Regions from separate parts of the Homo sapiens genome. Here region 1 is linked to region 2. Evidence: chromatin loops called from intact Hi-C (ENCODE). Cell type or tissue: PC-3. All regions are shown on one strand. Each heading gives the region's core, and the rest is flanking DNA. Links, peaks and the distances in the headings are about the cores only.

Region 1 (4,306 bases), core at 577-3,076, 250 kb before region 2:
AAAGAACATGAAGATTTGAGCCTGGCAGCCTTGGTTTCAAAGTCCAGTTCCCCTGTTTACCAGCTGTGTGCCTTAAGCAAGTTGCTTAATCTCTAAGTCTTGGCTTTATCTTCTGTAAAATAAAAGTACATCAGCTCTCTGCTAGTCTGTCATGAGAATTAATTAAGACAATATATTTAAAGCATTTAGCTGTAGCACACAGCAACACAATGAACACAAAATAACTGCTAGATATTATTATACTTGCACCAGTGAGTCTGTAAATCTCACCAAGCAGGAGCTACACAAATAGATTTCGAGCTGCAAAATCTACATCAACTGTGAGCAACATACCGCGGTGCACATTTTATAGCCAACACCAAAATCAAAACGACATTGCTCATCCATAGAATAATTGATTCCAGGAAGTTCTGGGAGTTTAGGCCAATCATGATCAAAAGGGTCATCAAGGAGACAGTCATAGGAACTGTAGGAAGAAAAATATTGCATGTAGTTAAATGTTCACTTAAAAAAATCATGTCCTGATTTAAAAAAAAGTAGTCTTAGCTTATATACTTTAGAATTTCATCCCAGATCATACAGCAAATTTGCAAAAACATGTATTTAAGGTTTTGGTTTTGGTTCCATTTAGAAAAAGACTCTTTACCTGTATTCATGCCAGGAAAGTAAACCAAGCATGACTTAGGAATGTAGTAGAGCCACGATTATTTGAGTCACTAATTAAACCACCACATGGTGTGGTAGGGCACATCCTGACACCTATACTGTAGAGCACAGCTCGTATCATATGCAGAAACCACATGACCATCCTCCCCCCATCCTCAAGTTTGACCATTAATCAAAGATTCGATAACAATTTACTAAAGGAAAATTACATTACAGTTAAAAGTTTACTTATATTCTAGACTTATGGCTTCAAGTATTGTGACTCCATGATAAAATTTTTGTGCTGAATGTTCTAAGTCATAAGAAAATGTTTATCAGTAATAGTTTTCATTTACTGGGAATTTTGCTATGATCAAGTCCTAAGAGTCAGTTTCATGTCTGTAGGCTATAAAATAAATACTTTCATGACATGCAGCAGGGGACATACTGGATATATCTTTTCAGTTCTTGACCACTGCATCGGGACCAGTGGTAACGATGGAATGCTGCTTGTACCAAGGGAGCCATGACACTTCCCATAGCAGTCTCATCACCACACCTGTTGCCTTGTCCATCATGCTCCATTCCCAACCTAGAACACAAAGAGACCTCAGTGGTAAGAATCAGGGGCTACTGCCTTCACTTAATTTTGGTTTTGAAAATAAGCCCTGGGAAATAACGTATTTTTGAGTCAACGTGGCTTTCTTGAAGAAGTCACAGAAACGGAAATTGACAGCAATCTGACAGAAATGCCTTTCTTATTCTATAGCTCTGAAAACCACAGGAGTGCCTCTGCAAGCCAGTCACTCATTTAGTTTCCGTGCATGACCTCTTCTCTGTTTGCAGCTCTTCACACTTGGCAAAAGACAAGAATTGTATGCTGGCATGCATTCTGCCCAAAGAGGAAACAATACTGGGAGAAGCAGGAAAGAAAAGATCTTTTTTTGGCTTTATAGCTGTCAGCAGTGACTTACACATGGCCCGTTTCATGGGCTACTACAAAAGCAGATGAAAAACCATCCTCATGATTCAGGGTACAACTTCTCACTGGATGACACATGCCGGTGACTGGAGCATATCCTGTAGAGAATAACAATTACTTTTATTTTCATTTTATGAGAAAACCCATTAAGAATTACAACTGGACTTTTGCCTAGGGGGAAAAAAGTAAAAGCCTTTCAGGAAACAGGGGTAGCATTATTTCCCTACTAGCATTGTGTCACATTCTCTTGGGAAAGCCACAGGTAATGTTCTCTAAAAAGGTTCACTGGGTCTGCATTTTCTCCTTTCCTAAGGGAAGGAATGGCCTGGGGTTACCATTTTCTTCTGCCCACCAGCTAAGCCCTGCCTTTCTGTTTTAGTAAATGGTCCTTCATATCGTGGTACTGATGAAGGAAGCCAGAAATTCCATCAATGTTAAAAAGAAAATCATCAGTCTCCTTCTTCCAAAGTCCACATCAGAATTTATTAGATAAATGTAAGCTGACTTTGGAAGAAAGCTCTTTGGCAGCAGTCATTTCTCATGGCATCTCTTTTCTCATTCCAAACAGTTAGTGGAAATCACACTGCATTTTACAGCACCCCCTCCATGCCCCAAATGCACAATCACTATTTTAAAAGCAAGTATAATTTACGATGGTATTTAAGTGGCATTTAACATTGAGAACTCCACATAAGTCACTGTAAGCAAAAGAAAGAAAATGTATGCTTGGCCGGTGTGTGGTGGAAAGCAGTGGTGGAGAGCAGAACATTTGAACAGACTGCCTGATTTAGGATTACTTTTTAAAAGTCATGCCCTCAAGTATTTCTTCTACATATTGACAGCAATACCTTGCATTCCAGCAGGTCCAAAGTCTTGCCTGGTTAAAAAAATTGCATGGTCATGGTGTTCAGAGTGGTTGAGATCAGATCTTTGCTGTTGGGACGCCCAGCGACACACATTCTCCAAGCTTCTGGATGGGTTTCCCCTTTCTATGAGGCTGATGGACTAAGTGAAAACAATATGTTAAAGACACACCTGACAATTTCCCAAAGGCTTCGTTTGATAATTTCCTCTGAAGCTGAATTTGGGATTAAAGTATTTAAACAATGATTCAATAATATTTGGGGCTTATTCTGATATTTGCTTTGATTTGTGACTTCTAAATGCCCATGAAGGATATTTTAATAATAATCAATTTTACCTGTGTGAAAGTCAAATGATACCATTTATGAGAATGGTTTTGTTATATTTGAGACAGAATCTCACAATTTTACCTGTGGGAAAGTCAAATTATACCATTTATGAGAATGGTTTTGTTTTGTTTGAGACAGAATCTCACTCTCTCACCCAGGCTGAAGTGCAGTGGCACCATCTGGACTCACTGCAACCTCTGCCTCTCGGGTTCAAGCAATTCTCATGCCTCAGCCTCCTGAGTAGCTGGGATTACAGGCGCCCACCACCATTCCTGGCTTTTTTTTTGTTTTTTTTTGTATTTTTAGTAGAGATGGGGTTTCACCATGTTGGCCAGGCTGGTCACAAACTCCTGACCTCAAATGATCTTCCTGCCTCAGCCTCCCAAAGCATGGGAATGTTTGATACTGAGATTTGCTATTGTGAGGCAACTTAACATTAATCATTTAGGTAATAATTTTAGTAGTCTAAATAATTTCTGATTTGGCTTAGATTTCAGTTTCATAGAATTAAGAACAAAAACATTGAGAAAGATTCTGGCATGTTTTTCCAGAGATGTGAAGGTATAAAATCTTAGTTAAGATTTTTGTTTATTTTTTACGATCCAGAATTAATCAACATGTGGGGAGAATATGAATTCTTCCATGAGTTGACAAGGCTGATGAAATCTTAGTCTATGGAGAACCATCAAATTATATTAACTTTACACTAAAAAACAAAAACAAAAACTCCCATTTTTTTTTTAACTTCATGCTACTGAAGAGGGGTGGACTCTTCCAGTTCTGATATAAGAAAATAAGTTCTTTGAATGTTGCTACCATCACATTAGGGTCAGGAGTTAAAAGTTCAGGGGGGAAAAGGGCCCAACCTTCAAGAACTCACTAGCCACACTTCTCAGAGTAGTTCTGATGAAATGAAAATTTGAACTTGGAACCAAAAATTAGTCCCTATTTGACTGACAGGCGAATTTTGTTATAGTTCAGCAAATGTTATTACCAGTGTTTACATTCTTAATAAAATCAGTTTCCTTTTTTAATATACGGATCACATACTTTTCCAAACAAATGCTTTAACAACCAATTGGAGGCTGTTATTTCCAGCTGGAGTTAATTCATATTCCTTGTTGGCAATATAAAATAGATTGATGACACTCTATCATTATAAAATGATAAGTGGATGTTAACTGTATAATGAAATGCAAACACATGGATTTTTCCTATTTCCTAAATGTACAACTTCGTTAATATTTCATAATCAGGAGGATTAACTATGGGAGAGAGATGTGTAATTTTAAACATCAAGAAAGTTGTCAGGCTAGTCGTTTCCTGTATGTTTCCTCCTTAAAGGAGCTAAACTCAATTATATTACATGAAATGCCTACTATGTGCATTTTTATCCAACTCTTTGCTTTTGAAAAAATTAAAGCTCTTTTAAATGAAAAATATTCACTCTGCACCTTCCTCTTAAGTGGAAAGATATATGTATATA
Region 2 (4,306 bases), core at 674-3,173:
ACACCCTAAGAGGGCTCCGCCTCCTCTCTTTCATACTGACTTATCTCTCCTCTGCCAAATTTAAGGACACCTGTACTATTTTCTTCCCTTTAAAAGGGCTACCATAGTAATTTACATTAGCAAAACAACTGAACCAAACTTCGGTTCAATCCAGGGCCTCTTATATGAGAGCATCCTAATTCTATCTTAAAATTCTAATCAAAGCTATATATTTTATGAAATTTTTTGGTGGAATGGGTGATCTTAAGACATCTTTTTAATTTGCATATTGAAAAGTTGGGACGTGTAAGTAATCAAATATTTAAGTAATTAAAAATAAGACAACTTTCTTCTCCCTACTTAAGAGTTGGTTAAAAAAAATTCTTTAAAAAGATAAGGATTGATGGCTGAATGTTATCAACTACGAATGACAAGTATCTGATCATAAACACTGTACTTTTAGGGCAGTTCTCAGTGCCTTTCCTCCCCACTGTTCTCCTCTTGCCGTCGAGGTCTAAGCTTGGGAAATACATCCAACAATGCTAAGCACTGAGTAGGAAGGAGCATTTTGATATATGCTCATATATTACAGGCTACATATACACACCTCTGGGCTTAGCTCTTGGGTTTCTTAGTTAACAAGTGTGAATCTCCACTGTGTACTATAACAGGTAGCTATGCAACCTCTCAAGCTTCATTTTCCTCATCTCTAACATAGGCACAATAGTATCCCCACCTCACAGTGTGGCTGTGGGAATCAGTTGACATAACACATGAAACAATCAACACTGTGCCTGGCATTTAATAAACGGCCAATGACTTGTAACTATGTTTGCAGCAGCAGTTATAAAAACTTTTCTTCTAAAAGACAGCTTTACAATATCACCTGACAAATACAGAATTGACAGAGACTAATACTCTGCCAAAAAGAAAAATTATCTTTTAAAGTAATCCAAGTAAAATGTGTATGAAAAGACTTTGAATGTAGCCTGGCTTCTTGCCAGATGACTTTCAGCCTCCGCATTCACAACAAATACATTATTCTAAACAGCTTCAAGAAAGACCATGGACTTCTGAGTGACCTGTTGCAAGTCACTTACACTCTCTGAATCTCAGTCTCCTCACCCATAAAATGGGAGTAAGAATCTCCACACCATCAGAAGAGTACTGGGATTTTAGATATTAGCAAAAGGCCTAACAGTATCTTTCACATTAGGAGATAATTATTTTAAAGCAGATTGAATAACAGAAGTCATCAGAGGATTTACCCAAAGCAGGAAAGATTGTAAGAGAAAAATTTCCATGCTCTGTACTTCATTGTTCTCTTCTATGTAGCATTCTTGCCTTCTGTTGTACTCAAATGTGCTCCTCCTAAATGCTACAGAAGTTGATGATTTTATTTCATTCATCTCCATATCATCTTACAGCCCCTCCATCATCTTCCAAGTACATATCAGTGGCTTGTACAAAGACAGTAATAAACTGATGCTTGAAATGTCCAACTGCAGGAGAATTTTTACCTCACTATAATTTAGCCCCAGGAAAGTGGGACCTTCCTCCAGAAAGAGGAAGAGAAGAACAGAAATGTTTCCGGACTACAGATTATTTTTTTTAACCACCAGTGGGAAACATTTCAGAAACAATATTTTGCTTAGCTCACTTCATTCCCTTACTTTCAACTTAAGATAAGAGTGACATCTGAGAACAAAGCTTACCTATTTGCACCATTTCTTCATTACCAGCCTGGAAAGGAGGGGGAAAGCAAGAAAAAGAAAGTTACTGGGTTTCATCTTATCACCTTGTGAGTTTTATTTCTACCATTAATGGTTTCCAAGAGCTAACTAATCAGGAGATGCTAGAGACTGGGATTGGTGCCTAAAGCCTGCACCTTGGTTTGTAGAAGGTTCCATGAGCCAATTCCATAACAATTTGGGGAAGGGAGTTGTTTGCCCCTTTTCATTTTAATTTAACACTTATGAAGCCAGCAAAAATACATACAGACTCTCAATGCTCTCTTCTGAAATGTCGTACTGGGTCTGGATTAGAAAAGAAAGTATGAATTTAACAGGCCAAAATACACCTAACAGGGGGCCTGATTAATCAGATTTAAGGTCAGGAATCAACTAGACAATTCTCTACTTTTTACCCTATGGTCGTTCAGACCAGGCCGACCGGAGAAGCTACAAAAACTAACAGAGAAATTCTGTACCCAAAGTCCCATCGGCCCAGTGCTGATATGATTTACTACAAACAGCTCCCCTGGCGGAGCCTTCTCAAGGACTCTTCTGAGAGCATCGGGCTTCACCTTGAGCCTCCAAAGGGTTGGGGGCAGGGCCGAAAAGAAACAGAGCTGCACTCAACTTAGCTTTAAAAAGAGGAGGAGTTGTGCAGAGGGGGAGGGGAGAAGGCGGCCGGCGCCTGCAGCCTCTGCCCAGGAAAACGGAGGGCAGGAAACGTCTCCAGCCCCCCTCCCCAACTGTCAAATCCTAGCCCGGCCGTGGTACTCCCAGGACACGTGTCTACTGGATCTCTCCCTGTCCGGCCCAAGGACTTCCTGAAACCCCCGCCTCCGGCTGCCCGAAAAAACCGTGAGTCAGTTCGGAGGAGAGAAAGCTCCAGGAACCCGACTCTGGCGGCAGCAGCCAGAGCGCTGGGATCCCGGACCCAGCGTCCAGAACTTCATTCAAGCGCCCAGACCGCCCTCCAGAAAGGGGAAGCCCAGATGGCCCGGCGAGGATGGGAACTGGCTGCGGTTTGTCACTAGGAATTGTTACGAATGTCGCAGACTGGTGAAGCCCTAGGTGTGACAAGACTGGGCTCCCGGAGTGGGAGTCGTAACCTCCCGTGCAACTCAACCCTCTACCCCCAAAAGCCCGCACGCTGCGCCCAGCCCTCAAAACACCGTTTCTGAACGCAAAAGATAACAGGGAAGGGTGGGAGGAGAAGGAGGAAAGAGAGGAGGGTAGAGAGGGGAGGAACTTTTCGGGAAAAGGTTGGGTTTGAGTTTTTTTTTATTGTTATTATTTTCCACTTACTTGTCCATCAGCTGAAGTCCTAACCTCTACCAGAGCGGCTGCTATCAACCAAAGTGACAGGAGAACCATCACGAGTCGAGTTCACTTTCCAACTACTGGGCAAAGCAAATGCCCAGAGCAAACCCACCCCCCCCGCCCAAAATAAGTTTCTTTAAGAAAAAAAGGAAAAGGGAAAAAATGCGAAATAGAAAAAAATGATCTTCTGTGCTTTGCTTCAATGAAAATGAAATTTGAGCTCTGAGACTGGCCCCCTCTGCTCTGCAGTTTTTTCCACTTCACCTTCTCACCCCGTCCTCCCAACACAGAGTGTGCAGGAGCGAGAAGGTGCTGTAAGCGGGCACAGGCTAAGCCTGGGAGAGGGGGAAGGGACGAGGGGCTTTCCAACTATCTCTGCCCAAAGCAGCTTTTTCGAGGCTTTTCGAGCACCATTGGTCCCTAAGGTTAGCGCGGAGAATGCTTGGGTTCCCCGGAGCACAGCAGGGGGAAGTATTAGCGAGAGAGACGAGCGAGCGGGAGCGGGAGAAAGAGGCAGGGAGAGGGCGACTCCGCCGCACACGCAGAGGTGGGGGCGGGAGGAGCGAAGGGGAGGAGGAGAAGGCAGGCGGAGGAGGTGGGAGGAGTGGGCCGCTCGCCGGCTCCTGTTGCTCGCAGCGCGGCAGTCTGCTGGCTGCTGGCGACCCGCGGGGCGCTAATAAGGCGTCCGGAGCTCCCCGGACTGCCCCTCCCGCCGTGGCGCCCACGTCATGCGGGGCCCGAACCCGCGCCCCCCGCACCGTGTCAGGATTGGAGACCGCTCGGGGGCTGGTGTGGCCCGGGCTCGACCTCCCACCCTGGAGCCTCTCCTTCTCCGCCTAGGGCGAGAGGAGGGGAGGGTCCAGGGGCGCCACCGGTCCCGACTGGCGGGACGCGCGTTGAGTTAATTATAGGAAGGGGGAGGGTCCGAGGGCTGGTCCTGGGCTGTAGGAAATTCACCTCCTCCAACCTCCACTGTTCTCCCAGCCAGAGAATTCTCCCCGAAGAGAAGCCCTGGAACCTCCAGATCTTAACCACGCGGTGATCTCCCTTCCAGGCACCAGTCACCTCCCACGTTTTGGCAGGGGGTGTCCTTCTTTGTAAGCTCTTGTTTAGGCTTTATTCGTTTATATTAGTTTTAAAAGATACCACGTCCTTTCCTTGACTCACCCGGATGCTTCCGTTTATCACTAGAGTACACAGGCCTCAGCGACTCTTCCTCACACCCAGATTAAGTTATCAAATGATTTCTGCCCGCTGTGGCCTGGCGCTTCCTGAGG

Evidence for each region. Hi-C counts contacts between places; a loop is a spot of excess contacts. Peaks named below come from ENCODE experiments on the same cell type or tissue, not always from the same donor. Only the 100,000 strongest peaks of a DNase experiment are listed, where the experiment ranks them.
Region 1: a loop joins it to region 2, with 12 times the contacts of the local background. A loop is called at or near these places in 5 of 110 quality-filtered maps.

The regions. Positions count from the first base shown.
Region 1 is chr4:72,318,239-72,322,544 of GRCh38, forward strand. It overlaps ADAMTS3 (ADAM metallopeptidase with thrombospondin type 1 motif 3), which reads right to left. Exons shown (of 22, transcript NM_014243.3): 7 at 2,476-2,632; 8 at 1,620-1,725; 9 at 1,094-1,237; 10 at 334-466. Among named protein-coding and RNA genes, the nearest start is that of ADAMTS3, 250 kb to the right of the region's middle. In PC-3, for the core only: no CTCF peak of the experiment used is centred there; DNase peaks (open chromatin) are centred at 713 and 1,603; H3K4me3 peaks cover 1,572 bases; H3K27ac peaks cover 2,367 bases.
Region 2 is chr4:72,565,680-72,569,985 of GRCh38, forward strand. It overlaps ADAMTS3 (ADAM metallopeptidase with thrombospondin type 1 motif 3), which reads right to left and starts at 3,542. Exons shown (of 22, transcript NM_014243.3): 1 at 3,015-3,542; 2 at 1,695-1,722. The coding sequence starts at 3,083. In PC-3, for the core only: a CTCF peak has its summit at 2,227; a DNase peak (open chromatin) is centred at 2,392; H3K4me3 peaks cover 2,018 bases; H3K27ac peaks cover 1,329 bases.